2 separate regions of the Mus musculus genome follow, and region 2 is linked to region 1. Evidence: chromatin loops called from intact Hi-C (ENCODE). Cell type or tissue: heart. All regions are shown on one strand. Each heading gives the region's core, and the rest is flanking DNA. Links, peaks and the distances in the headings are about the cores only. Region 1 holds the start of Rbm28 (RNA binding motif protein 28). Region 2 has its middle 6.2 kb from the start of Gm26021.

Region 1 (4,393 bases), core at 125-4,124:
TGGCAGGAAGGCGGTGCCGAGTTGCCGGGAAATTCAGGAAGTCCTCTTTGCTCAAAAGAGTCCGGGAGGAAACGCAGACTGGAAGGAATAGTTCCGGAAAGAAAAAGAAAAATGACGTCCTGGGGGCGGAGCTTCTTGAACGACGGTCTCTGTGCAGTCCCAGCACCGCCCCCGCCACTGGGGGAAACTTGACATCAACAGCTTAAAATTCTCTTAAAATCTTTCATTTAGGAACTCGACCCCAAATTCACCAAAGCAGGCAGAAGTCATTTTCCCCCTAAGCCTGCCCTCATCTGACATAGAGTGGGTGTTCAATAAGTTTTTTTCTGAAGAGTTGCCACATATCACGCGGGGGGAAAAAAACACATATGCAAAACGTCATAGACACAAGCATGTAACATACATAATTTGAACTAGTCACATGTCCTCAGAAAACATGAGACAAACTGTCACTTGGCCGCAGAGACAAATTGTATCTACTAAAATCCCCAGAGAACAAATACTACGTACGAAATCATATTTTCAATTCTTACTGATTGAGCTCCTACTTATATATTAGGAGTAAAATTCATTGCCGAAAAAAAAAGACATGGTCCCTGCCGTCATATAAAATAGAGTCCAGAGTGAGAGACAGACGTTTATTTTTAAAATCTTACAAAATCTCTGCAAGATCACATCAGAGCACACGGAAGCCAAACATAACACCCAGCTATATGCACAGACCTAGGATGCACTGCTGCCCAGAGACAGAAGATCTTCATTTATGTCTGTTTATCAGACAGACTGGAGGCTACCCACAGTGTTTAACACTCAGTGGGCTTCACTGTCTGTCTTACATGGAAAAATGCTGTGCTTGCAGAATGCCTAGCTGCAAAAAGTACCCTAGGCACTTTTAAAGTCTTTACTTTTAAGTTACAACAGCTCAGTAGGTAGAAAACACCACAAAAGATGAAAGGCACAGTGAAAATCCCCAAGAGTTATCCACATTCAATATAATGGATGGACGGATGGATGGATGGATGGATGGATGGATGACGTGTAGGTAGTAGTGGTGGGAGGAATGTGCTAAGCATGAAATTTATGAAGTCCTAGTAGGCTTCAAATAATTAATATGTGCTTTTAGAAAAAGAACCCCCACCACAGTTATATTTTAAATAGATAAATCAGAAGAAAAGGCACTGAAATACAAAACAGATTGTCAAGGCTACCATAAAGTCGATCCTATCTTACATAAAAAGTAAAGTGGGCAAAAGAAGTAGAATCTTTTAAACAAAATTGGTTTGGAATTCCACATCCTCCTCAAGAATCAAATTCTAAGTGGGGCAGTGGTGGCGCACGCCTTTAATCCCGGCACTCGGGAGGCAGAGGCAGGCGGATCTCTGAGTTCGAGGCCAACCTGGTCTACAAAGCAAGTTCCAGGACAGCCAGGGCTACACAGAGAGACCCTGTTTCGGAAAACAACAACAACCAAGAATCAAATTCTATCCTCAAATACAAACTTGTATTGGGGGACCTAGTCATAGCTGTGGTAGATAAAGGGGGAAGAATTTAATATCCATTTGTAATCCTCCTCTCCCCTCAACAAACAAACAAACAAACAAACAACCGTTCTAAATACCCTAAGTCCAATTTTTCCTTAAAGGACAAAGACTAAACTGTTTCCCTACATCCATCAGGGGGCAGCATATACCCATAGTCAGGGTTCTGTGTCCCTCAGAATACACAGTAAAACTGAGCCTTCTCATCTTCCCCTTTATTCAGATGTGGATCCCCCATCTGTCTCCTGCCTCCTCCCCTTCTAGCCATGCATATCAGGAAGGGCATATGGTTCTTCAGCCAAGAATATTTGCTCATCCATCTACTCAGGACTCATGCAGTGTTCTTTATTAAATAGCAGGAGTCATGGAACCCTGCAAGGTGGCTTCCAAGGGAAATAAACTGCAGACCTATCCCTCATCCATCACTGTAGTGAAGCCTGGGAAGGAAAGAAGAGAAGCCTGGGATGTCCTTAGGCTTTCCCTCTGGCTCCACTCCTCACTCTCCCCAAAGGCTGAGCCTTCTATAAGATTAGGTAGTTCTTATTCTCCCCACTTCTCACAACTGTAATAATTGTTTGTGCTATAATGACTCTTCTATTAGTGCTTGCCTTTCCTCTGCATATCAAACATTCATAGTTTGTTTCCTTCTCTGCCTTTTTCAGTCTCATCACCTGATATATTTGAGCCTTCAACAAATAATTTTAAGGGAGTGGATTAATTCATGAATGAATGAAAGTTTATCATTCAGACCCTCCAAGTACCGATATTGAAACTGTAGGATGTATGCATTAGGATCTAACTCTATTCCTTCTGAGAAGCCTGCTTTGGGTAAGAAATAAGGCACAAGATAAAATGCGCAGCTAACTGAAGTCTTGGCTTCTTTGTGTGTGAAAAAGCTAGGGATTTGTTTTAATTTTTAAAAAGATTTTATTTATTTTATGAGTACACTGTAGCTGTCCTGAGCCATACCAGAAGAGGGCATCGGATCCCATTACAGATGATTGTGAGCCACCATGTGGTTGCTGGGAATTGAACTCGGGACCTCTGGAAGAGCAGTCGGTGCTCTTAACGGCTGAGCCATTTCTCCAGCCCAGGGATTTTTTTTTAATTTTGTTTTTATTTTTATTTGTAGGGGTGTGTGTGGATGAGAGATGTGTACACGAAGGACAAAAGACATCATCAGATCTCCTTGGTTTGAAGTTGATGGTGATTGCGAGTAGCTCAAGGTGGGTGCCAGAAACTCAAGTTCTCTGAAGTTAAAAAAAAAAAAAAGTTTTAACTGGGAGTGATTTATATGAAGGAAAATTAACAAAGTGTCGGATCTGGTGAGTACTGAGAAATGTTCCTCTGGCCTCCTTTCTCATCAGCTGCATTCAGAGCTCTCAGACGAGAAAAAAGCAAGTATCTGTGAGAGATGAACGGAGTCAGACTGGATGGGGAGGCTCCAGATTTGACTGCTGTGCTCAGGGGAGAGAAGTACATGGAGCCAATTAGATTCAGTGAGGAGAATGGGAAAGACCAAGCAGCTGGAGAGGATGAGTGTGAGGAAGGGATGACAGAGGGGCTGGGTGTAAGCGGAAGCAGAGGACAGGCAGCTGGGAGGGGCAATGGGGTAAGAAGGAGACAATTTCCCAGAGCAGCAAGCATCCCTTGCATGACACAATGCAGTGCCAATGCCGGGCCCACTGCAGCCACTATGACACCCAGTGAGAAATGCCTGTAATTAGGAAACTGGCAGTTCTCTGGGCCTCAGCCCAGAGTGAGGATGCAGCAAGAATGTCTGAGCCACACTGAGCCAGGTGATGGAGGAGGCACGGTCAGGACCACTCCAGGTCCATCCCTCAGCCTCACCTGCACTGCTGCTTCAAATTTCTCTTCTCTATCAGGACTCTTACCCTCCCTTAGATGGTCCTGGCTTCCCTCCTCCCTCTGAGGTCTTGAGGCCCTGGATACTGTCCTCAATCAAGACAGATCTTCATCTGCAGGGAACAAGAGCTTCAGCCCCTCCCCACCTCCCTTTCTGTATTCCTTTTGGCTCCTTGGCGCCTATCTCCAAACTCCATGAGCTGGTGATCCAAGTTTGGTGCATGTGTGATTGTGTGTGTGTGTGTGTGTGTGTGAGAGAGAGAGAGAGAGAGAGAGAGAGAGAGAGAGAGAGAGAGAGAGAGAGATTAGGAAGCTTCCTGTTTGTTTGTTTTTTTTTTCCACTTTGATCTTGATGTGTATGCCTCTCCAGGTCTCTATGTGATATGCAGGACATCCGCCAAACACTGCCAGCTTTTCATTTTCAAACCTGATCCAAGACCCTGCCACCGTAAACCATTACATTTTAGCCAGATGACAAATGCAGAGTATATATAACTGGAGGCTAAATGCTTCAGGAAAGGGGCAGATACGCTGTAGCTGGTGGCTGGATGTGCTAATGGGTCCCTGCAGGGTGATCTTTCTTTGAGAACTGAGCTGGGGCTGGGGCAAGAGGTGGGCAGTGAAGACAGATTTTTCTCTACTGAGGATCAGAGATGAGAGCTCTGTGGGAAATGGGGATGAGGTCCTTGTAAGACCAGCCTCAAAGACTCCCTGTTGATGAGAATAGACAGCTTCCTCTTTGCAAATTCTTATGGGAACTTGGCAGACAGGTTGTTGGCTGGCCCAACGGAAGCAATCAGGCCCTTTAACAAGTGTGCCCCCATTTCTATGAAGATCTTTATTATTAACTAGCTCCTAGGAAGCTATCTCCTAAGATCTGATGCAGGGCTCCTGTGGACAAAGGCATTTTGCCAAGTGCTAAAGAGTCTCTGACTCCCACCTCTCAGGACCCTGTCTCCTTTAGGAAAAGACATTTGCCAGGCAGTCAG
Region 2 (4,393 bases), core at 142-4,141, 74 kb after region 1:
GGAAAGATTTACTTATTTACTGTGTACAAAGTGTTCTGCCTACACACCAGAAGAGGGCACCAGATCTCATTACAGATATTTATGAGCTACCAAGTGGTTGCTGGGAATGGAACTCAGGACCTCTGAAAGAACAGCCAGTGCTCTTGACCTCTAAGCCATCTCTCTAGCCTACGAGAGACCATTGTTAACACAATATAAGGAATAGCAATTTGTAAAGGAAACACCTGACATAAGACTGATCAGCAGGTAAAACGCTTGCTGGGCAAGCCCAAAAAGCTGAGTTTGAACTGCAGAACCCACATACCATGAAAGGAGAGAACCAACTCCACAGAGCTGTCCTTTGATCTCCACACAGGCAATGTGACACACATCCCTGCCACCCTAATAAAAACAATAATCAATAGATTCTAGAAAGTAAAAATAAAAGCACGGATGTTTTAACTTTCAACGCAAACACTCTGGCATTGCAGTAAGTACCTATAAGGGCAGCTTTTGGGTGACAGAGGCAGGAGGCTCAGAAGTTCAAGACCCAAGCTGGCAAGATGGCTTAATGGCTAAAGACAGAGGCTTGCTGCCAAGTCTGAGGATATGAGTTTGATCTCTGGGATCACAGTGGAAGAAAGAAGCCACTCCTGCAAATTGTCCTCTGATCTTCACACATGTGCTCCCCCCCACAAATGAAAAGTTAGTTTTAATTTAATTTAATTTTTGAAAAGCTTGAGGCCATCCAACAGCTGAGCCACTCTCAAGTACTCTGCTGCGTCCCATCACTTCCTCACTTCCCCAGACTCAACGTCATGCCCTTCCCACCCTATCCTGGCCCAGTCCCCACTTCTCCAGGAGCCACCTCCCATAGGCCACGTCCACAGAGGAAAAGAATTGTATGTCCACCATTCAGAACCTCCACTCTTTGACCTCTAGTCCCCATTAATTCTCATTGGTTCCCATTAATTCAGTATGTCATAGAGCTGTACGGTAGATCACCTCGAGTGGAACAGAAATCTGCAGTGAAAGGTACCTACAGACTTCCCAGAGCCCTTGAACCAGACCTTAGAGAGTCTCTCTGTCAACAGCGGGGGAGTAACCAGCACTAGGTCCCCCTGGGACTCTTGGTCTTTTGATCCCTTCACTGATGCAAGGGAAGTGATGACTTCCTAATGACACTGAGGGCATCCATGGAAGAAGCCAGGCGAGAAAGGACAGGAAGACCCATACTACTGCTGCCCATGGAACACGGATGGCTACAGTAAAAAGGCACTAGTGGAGGCGTTTAAGAAGGTATTTGCCTGTGATGGCACTATAAATGAGCATGTGGAACAAGGAGAAGTAATTTAGCTACAGGATGTGCAGTACATGACATGACAGCTCCTGACAGAGACTGGATTGTCCAAGTGTGAAGTCTAAGTTGAAGGTTCGTGAGGTTTTTGTTGTTGTTGTTTGTTTTTTGTTTTTTTTTGGTTTTTTTTTAATGTTGTGGCTTTCTGAAGTTTCAGTGAGGATCTTCTGACAATTAGTAGGATTTCCTTTCTGTCCCTCAAGTTTTAAAACCTCACAGGTTGTATAATGTGATCCACTTTTGGGGATTCACTTTTAACTTGGATTAGTATAACTGGATACAGTAAACTGAAAAGATGCAGGGCTCAGTAGTTAAGAGCACTGGGCACTGGGCTGGTGAGGCCGGTCAGAGGCTGAAGGCACTTACCCCCAGGCCTGGTGACCTAAGTTCCACTCCCAGGAACCATGAGGTGAAAGGAAAGAGCTGACTTCTACAAGCTGAACTCTGACCTCCACCTGTGCAGTGTGACATACACACAGAAACACACACACACATAAATAAATAATTTTTAAAAAGAGTACTTGATGCAGGGGCTGGAGAGATGGCTTAGAGGTTAAGAGCACTGGCTGTTCTTCCAGAGGTCCTGAGTTCAGTTCCCAGCAACCATATGGTGGCTCACAACCATCTGTAATGGGATCCGATGCCCTCTTCTGGTGTGTCTGAAGAAAGCGACACTGTCCTCACATATATAAAATAAATTTTTAGGAAATAGTTTTTTTAAAAAGAGTACTTGATGCTAATCTAGAGCACCGGCATTTGGTTCCTAGCAACCCCATGGCAGCTCATAGATGTCTATAACTCCAGCTCCAGGGGATCTAGTGCCTTCTTCTTACCTCAGAGGGCACCAGGCATGCATGTAATGCAGGCAAACCCGCACACATGTAAAATGAAAACAAAGAAATGTTTTGTTTTGCTTTTAAAATGGAGCTAATGTTGAAAAAAAGTTCAAGACCAGCCAGGGCCCCATAGAAGAATATCTCAAAGAGGGAGAGGAAAAGGAAGAAGAGGAGGAGGAAGAGGGGAAGGAAGAAAGAAAGGAGGAGGAGTGGAAGGAGGAGGAGGAGAGAGGAGGAGATTAGGAAGGGAAAGGAGGGAAGCTAACAAATTGGCTTTAGGTAGCTATATACAAACCCATGGTGGGGCTGAGAGTAGGCTGCCCCCTTCTGGAACTTCCTAGTACTGCAGTAACTCCTTATGTAAACAGGTTCTTGGTGGGGAGGGGGGCTCTGGGTGAACCCTAGCCATCTCCAGCTACACAACTGTGAGTGAATGGGCTTCTGTGCGGTGTACAGACCGCAACAGGACAGTGGTCCTCATGTTTCCTGGGGATTTAGAAACCTCTCTGAATTTCATTTTGTAATGGCCAGACCACATGGTTTACAGGGCCCCATCAATGCCTCACATTGGTACAGTTTAAAGAATAGTTTGGGGGCTGGTGAGATGGCTCAGTAGTTAAAAGCACTGACTGCTCTTCCAGAGGTCCTGAGTTCAAATCCCAGCAACCACATGGTGTAGCTCACAAACATCTTAATCAGATCTGGTGCCCTCTTCTGACCTGTTGTATGCATGATAAATAAATCTTTTTTAGAGGGGCTATAAGGAAATTTGACACTTGGTACCCTAATTAAAAATAAAAAGCTCTTAAAAGAGGGTTTGAACAGGGGTACTCTGGGATGAAACTGCTCCCAGGAGTCATGTTATTAAATGAGAATCCCAGTACCAGGGGTGAGCTGCATCCCCATGAATTGCTGACTGGGGCCCTCAAAGCACTATAGGAAGTTTCCATTGCTCTTAGTTTCCCACCAGGACTAGATGGTAAGACCCTATTGCCGAAGACACCATATGCTCTAATCACAGGGCATAGAGAATCAAGGTGGATGGAGCTGGAAGCGTCTTCCCTGGTGGCTAAAAAGAAAATAGATGATAGATGCATGGATGGATGGATGGATGGATGGGTGGGTGGGTGGATAGATGATAGACAGACAGACAAGACTTCCAGACTATTGACTAACGCTCTCCAAGTCACCAACTGGGACTTCTTTATTCCTACCTGCTATCGTCAGTGAACTACAGTAATTCACTATTTCTACAGTAGATGGCACTACATTGCTCCCAGTGCCACTCCTCCCCTGTCCCCCCAAAACTGAATTTTTTTCAGCCAGAAAATCAATGTGGAAGAAGAACTGAGTGTGACAGGGTCCTCCAATCTGATCTCAAAGACCAAGGAGTGTTCCATGCCCAACAATCACAGATGCTGTGCTATGTAAGCCACTTTGGTAACTTCTGAACAAAATAAAGGCCAAGTGCCGTAACACACAACTTCAGTCCCAGTAATCGGGAGACAGAGACAGGCAGATCTCTGTGAGTTCCAGGCCTACCAGTGTTAATGTAGCACTGTAACATAAGACCCTGCATCAAACAAAAACAAGAAAAAACAAAGGAAATATATATATATATATATAACTGGGGCTGGCAAGATGGCTCAGCAGGAAAGGTGTTTGCTACTACTAAGCCTGACAATATAAGTTCCACACCCCACTCTAACTGCCTTTAAAAATAAAAATATAGGGCTGGAGAGATGGCTCAGTGATTAAGAGGACTGACTGCTCTTCCAGGGGTCCTGAGTCAATTCTCAGCAACCACATGGTGGCTCACAAACATTTATAATATGATCTGGCACCCTCTTGTGGTATGTCTGAAGACAGCTACAGTGTACTCATATACATAAAATAAATAAATCTTTTTTTTAAGTTAAATAAATAAAGAAATAAAAATATAATTTATAAAAAGGCCAAGTTGTTAGGACACACTTACTTAGCTGTCTGCTCCAACTACCTAATCAAGCCAAGGTTATGTTCGTTTTGTTTTTCAAACAAGGCACTGACGCCATTAAGGCCCTCCTAATGCCTATGCCTAAAAATAGAGGGGCGGGGCAAACTGGATTTGGTCACTGTGACACTGGGAATAAGGATAGGCCCAACCTGTGCTCTTCTTCAGTGTTCCGGCCTGCGTGCCACATCCTAAGCACAGATTTCAGGATCCACAGGACATGACAGA

Evidence for each region. A loop is a pair of places that touch in the nucleus more often than their neighbours do. Peaks named below come from ENCODE experiments on the same cell type or tissue, not always from the same donor. Only the 100,000 strongest peaks of a DNase experiment are listed, where the experiment ranks them.
Region 2: a loop joins it to region 1, with 5 times the contacts of the local background. A loop is called at or near these places in 14 of 42 quality-filtered maps.

Annotation. Positions count from the first base shown.
Region 1 is chr6:29,164,679-29,169,071 of GRCm38, forward strand. Rbm28 (RNA binding motif protein 28) reads right to left here and starts at 46. Exons shown (of 19, transcript NM_133925.2): 1 at 1-46. In heart, for the core only: CTCF peaks have their summits at 167 and 1,676 (motif pointing right); no DNase peak of the experiment used is centred there; H3K4me3 peaks cover 382 bases; H3K27ac peaks cover 365 bases; H3K27me3 peaks cover 1,343 bases.
Region 2 is chr6:29,238,462-29,242,854 of GRCm38, forward strand. No RefSeq gene overlaps it. Among named protein-coding and RNA genes, the nearest start is that of Gm26021, 6.2 kb to the left of the region's middle. In heart, for the core only: CTCF peaks have their summits at 2,510 (motif pointing left), 3,432 (motif pointing right) and 4,028 (motif pointing left); a DNase peak (open chromatin) is centred at 2,510.